Linked DNA regions of Homo sapiens: region 1 is linked to region 2. The links are chromatin loops, found by intact Hi-C in ENCODE. Cell type or tissue: endothelial cell of umbilical vein. All regions are shown on one strand.

The links. Peaks named below come from ENCODE experiments on the same cell type or tissue, not always from the same donor. Only the 100,000 strongest peaks of a DNase experiment are listed, where the experiment ranks them.
Region 1: it touches region 2 in a loop (10-fold over the local background); 4 of 110 quality-filtered maps call a loop at or near these places.

The regions. Positions count from the first base shown.
Region 1 is chr7:149,459,557-149,462,056 of GRCh38, forward strand. ZNF777 (zinc finger protein 777) reads right to left here and starts at 1,506. Exons shown (of 6, transcript NM_015694.3): 1 at 1,259-1,506. RefSeq lists silencers at 167-526, 537-616, 907-976, 1,147-1,486. In endothelial cell of umbilical vein, a CTCF peak has its summit at 1,137; a DNase peak (open chromatin) is centred at 1,115; H3K4me3 peaks cover 1,845 bases; H3K27ac peaks cover 283 bases.
Region 2 is chr7:149,309,128-149,311,627 of GRCh38, forward strand. TRC-GCA1-1 (tRNA-Cys (anticodon GCA) 1-1) reads left to right here and starts at 1,063; the gene lies at 1,063-1,134. In endothelial cell of umbilical vein, a CTCF peak has its summit at 1,274 (motif pointing right); a DNase peak (open chromatin) is centred at 1,254.

The sequences.
Region 1 (2,500 bases), 150 kb after region 2:
CCCAGGGGCGGCCGCCGCCAGAGCCACCCCCTCCCCGTCCAGGCCCGCAGCCCTCTGGGCAGGCCTTTCTGGGGCTGCCGCACCGTGCCACGGATGCCTTGCTACGTGACCTTGGGGCCGGCAGGGCGGGTCGCCGCCAGGTGTCTGTGCCTCAGTGTCTCCGTTCTGCGAAATGGGAGAGCCGCGTCAGCGCCGCGCCCGGGCCGGGGAAGGCTCCGCGGGGCCGAGCTCTGCGGAAAACGTGCCGGCGGCTACCCCGACGGACGCAGCGCGGGCCCCGCAGGGAGCGAGCGCGCCTCCGGGCGCCCCACCTCGGGGCCGCGTGTGTGCCGGGCCGGGCGTGAGAGCAGCCTCCCTCGCACGGACGGCGGCGAGGCCCGTAGCCCTCCCCCACCGCCCGGGTCAAGACGCGCGGGCCCCCTCCAGGGCGCCCCCACCCCCCGCGCCAACGTCGTAGCGTTTCTGCCCCTTACCGAGATCCCAGGCCGGGCCGCCGAGCCCGGGACACGCAGGCCGTCCCCGGGGCCCCGAGGCCGCGCGTCCGTGCGCGCGCGGGCCGCCCTCACAGGAGCCGGGGCCGCCTCGGCCATGGCCCTGCGCTGTCCGGCCCGGGCCCCCGGAGTCGCCGCCGCTACTGCCGCCGCCGCTACTGCGCGCGGCCCCACGCAGGCCCGGCCGCCCGGCGCTCTCCGCAGGCGGCGCCGGCCCAGCCCTGTCTTCCCCGCCGGGGCTCGCGCGCGGCCGTCGGGCCCCGGCCTGCTCGGGGCGCGCGGGGCGAGCGGGCGCGGGGTCGCGGAGCCCGAGCGGCGGCGTCGGAGCTGGGCGCGCGGCTGTGCGGGCGGCCCGGCCGGCTGCGTCCCGGCGGCGAGCTGGGCCCCGGCCCTCAACGGCGGCCCCCGGCCCGCGCGCCGCCCCTCTGCGGCCGCGGCTGGGACCCCAGCTCCGGCCCCGGCCCCGGCTGCGAGCTGCGCTGCCGTCCCGGCGCCTCTTTAGCAGGGGAGCTGCACAGCAGCTGCCATGTTGCTACAAACTGCATCCTGGGAGGCATGTCCCTCTCAGGCCGTTTAAAGAGAAACACTCCGAGGCTCGTCGGAGGCTGCCGGAACCCAGACAGCTCCATCTACAGCCGGTAGGAGCGAACAGTGTCGAGCGAGCCGCCCGGCGGCGACGGACACGCCCTGAGCCCGGGCCAGCCCGTCGTGGAGCCCGGGCCGAACCGCCGGGGCCTCCCACCCTCCAGGACCCTCCGGCCTCTCACCTGGGGTCCTCGCCTGCCCAGGCACCCTCGGGCGAGGCCGGGAGGCGCGCGGGCGGAGGCGCAGTCGGAGCGCGCAGCCCAGGCGACGTGCTGGGGTCTGGAGGCGGCTTGATTGGCTCCGACAGCCTTCCTCCCGCCGATCCCCTGCGCCTCTCACACCCAGAACCCGGGGTCGTTCCCTTTCAAAACCTGCGCTCACAAAGGGATCTAAGAAACCCGTCACACCAGAGAAAGCCCGGAGTTCATGTGACCAGCTCAGTGCAGCCCGGGTTCCAGGGACGCGGGCTGTGCTTCCAAGGGGAGCCAGGGGGTTGGGTGCTTTTGTGAAATGCCCGAGTGTTGTTTTCGACATGAAAGGACCGAATTCCTAGAATCAGACCCTGCTGGGGCTGGAAGTGGCCAGACGGGTCATTTAGGAGGAAACTGAGGCCGAGTGGGCAGCGACTTGTTTACCCTCAGTCACAGTATGAATGAATGCTCTTTGTAACCATGAGAAGTCCCAAAAGAAATGCAGGAGCTTAGAGTTGAGAACTCCCCTTCCTGGACAGGTCCACTTAAACATGTATTAATTGAATACCTACGAGGTGGCGAGAACTGGGGATGAATTGAAAAGGAAAAAAAAAGAAGAAACTATAGGCAGGCGTCCTGGTTACTAGCGATGAAGCCCAACTGGAACTAACTTAAGTGAGGGAAGACGGCGGGGGGGAGCAGAGGACATTGTGTTTACCTAATGGAACCCCAGGAGTGGAGCTGGTCTTGGAAGGCAACAGGACTCAGTATGCTGGCAGCTCAGATAATGGAAAGTTATGGCCAGACGTGGTGGCTCATGCCTGTAATCCCAGCACTTTGGGAGGCTGAGGTGGGCAGATCACGAGGTCAAGAGATCGAGACCAACCTGGCTAACGTGATGAAACCCTGTCTCTACTAAAAATACCAAAATTAGCTGGACGTGGTGGCGCGGCCCTGTAGTCCCAGCTACTTGGGAGGCTGAGGCAGGAGAATCTCTTGAACCCGGGAGGCAGAGGTTGCAGTGAGCCGAGATCGCCCCACTGCACTCCAGCCTAGGGGACAGATCAAGACTCCGTCTCAAAAAACAAAAAAAAGGAAAGTTACAGATAGAGGTAAGGCCAGAGCTATGCATCCTGTCCCCTCCCTTCCCGGAGGCTAGAGTTCTCACCCAGGTCTTTATGCATTAACTAACATGTGTGCATTCGTAAACAATGCACACTACTGGTTTTGGTA
Region 2 (2,500 bases):
CTGTACTGTAGGCCTTGGGCCTCGATGCCTCTCTAAGATCCTCCCCCATTGTCTCACCCAACACTGTGCAATGACCATCCTTGAACTTTCTTGTCAAGGCTGCACCTGAATCCATTGCTCTTGCTGCCATTTTCACATGGAATTCCTTCCCACCTGCCTTGTTTAAGTAAGCCCTTCAGAACGCAAAGCCCATTTTGAATAGGGAACATGCCATTACCCTAGTTTTGGTCAGGTGTGTAATTTACACCCTCTCCTCTGTATTCCAAGAGCTATTATCATGAATTGCCATGACAGGCATTTCCACTAAACTTTTAGCTCCTGAGGCCGGGAATTGTGTGGTTGTTAGAGTCTGGGACACAGGAGGCACCTACTAGTGCTCATTGAATTAATGCATGAAACTCATCAAGGAATCTGGCTGTGCAGGGCTTCCCATGGCTCTGTTTAGCAGAGGCAGTAGGTTGCTAGTCTTTCTTAATATGTTCCACTCTGCTGAGAATACTGAGAGGCCCCTAGGGCTGCAGTGATGGTCCCCCATGGCCATGTCCTGGCTACTCCTGACTTCTTTTAGAGAACCACTTTTCTCCTCATACTATAGACATATATTCTGAGTGGAGGCAGATATATTCTTAGAAGACCTTACTCCTGAAATGGTTATACCCCTTACATATCTTAATCCTTGGTGGCAGTGGCTGCTCATGGATAGGCACAGAACCCAAGCCAAACCAACCACAGTCCTTCTCTAGAATTTTTTAGACTCAAGTCTTTTTCTCTCTGGCAATCAAAGTGTGGAGCTATGAACCTACAAATGTTGGAGGCAGGGTCTCAGCTGCGTGGAGAGTTGGGTTTGAGACATTAAAACTAACTTAAGAGGGAACCAAAGAATAAAGCTACAGGGAGAGAGTCCTGAGAACATTTGAGTTCCTGGAAGTCAGCTTCTTGTCTGATATTTACATTATATTTTATTTTCTATCAGCTGAAATTTAATCTCTGCCACTTACCATCATGTTAATACAACACGATTCCAAAGCTGAAATAATATTAATAGGAAACATAATGGCAGCAGGGGGCATAGCTCAGTGGTAGAGCATTTGACTGCAGATCAAGAGGTCCCTGGTTCAAATCCAGGTGCCCCCTAGTTTTCTTCACTTCTAGAATGCATCTTTTGGGAGACAGTATTTGAGACAAAAAAGGAGATGAAGGAGAAACAATGAAAGAAGCTTAAGAAGAGGGAGAAATGGATGCTGGGTAAAAAGAATCAACAACTGTCCACCAGAGGGAGTGATATGGTCAGGCTGAAATCTGAAAAAAAATACCTAGTTTGGCCCAGCAATGTCTGAGTTGGAGGAGAAGACAGGAAGAGATGCTAGACCACTGCAATAATGATGTGCTGAGCAGAGCTGGACTGAGTATTGTTCCTTCTCAACAATTAGCCTCACTGAAGGTCTAGTCCCAAAGCCCTTGCAATCTCTTGATATGGTTTGGTTCTGTGTTGTCACCCAAATCTCTTGTTGAATTGTAATCCCCAGTGTTGGGGTAGGGATCTAGTGGGGGGTGATTATGGGGCAGATTTTTCCCTTGCTGTTCTTGTGATAGCGAGTGAGTTCTCATGAGATCTGGTTGTTTGAGAGTGTGTAGCACTTCCCCCTTTACTCTCTTTCTTTCCTGCCGGCCATGTGAATATGTGCTTGCTTCTCACACCCCTTCTGCCATGATTGTAAGTTTCCTGAGGCCTTCCCAGAAGAAGCCTGTACATCCCACAGAACTGTGAGCCAATTACACCTATTTTCTTTATAAATTACCCAGTCTCAGGTATGTCTTTATAGCAGTGTGAGAACAAACAAATACACTTCTCTTTCCCTTCCCCCATGCTGTGGACAAAGATATCAACAAGAAAATTTTTCTTTGCTGGTCTGCACATAAGCTCAAGCTCAAAAGAGCTGTTGGCCTGGCGTGCAGAGACCTCTCCTGGAGGCCTGAGACTAGGATGATGATCATGTTGTCCCTTGGGTACTCCGTATATATCTGCAGTGGGAACAGTTCTCTGGCCCAGGAGCTCCTTGACTGCCAAAACAAAGTCTTCATCAGCTAGGGGTTCACAGAACATGACACAGATTGGAACAGGCAGGAGCTCAATAAATGTTTGTTGAATACACGAACTAGTGATGACCTTTTTAAAAATTTTTAAATTTTAAACTCAAGGGGTACGTGTACAGATTTGTTACATGGGTATATTGAGTAATGCTGATGTTTGGGCTTCTAATGATCCCATTGCCAAACAGGTAGTTTATTAACCCTTCTCCCCCTCCCTCCCTCTCCCCTTTTGGATTCCCCAATGCTTATTGTTCCCATCTCTCTGTCCATGTGTATCTAATGTTTAGCTCCCACTTATAAGTGAGAACATGTGGTATTTGGTTTTTTGTTTCTGTGTTAACTCACTTAGGATAATGGCCTCCAGCTGCATCCATGTTGCTGCAAATGATGTGATTTCATTCTTTTTTTT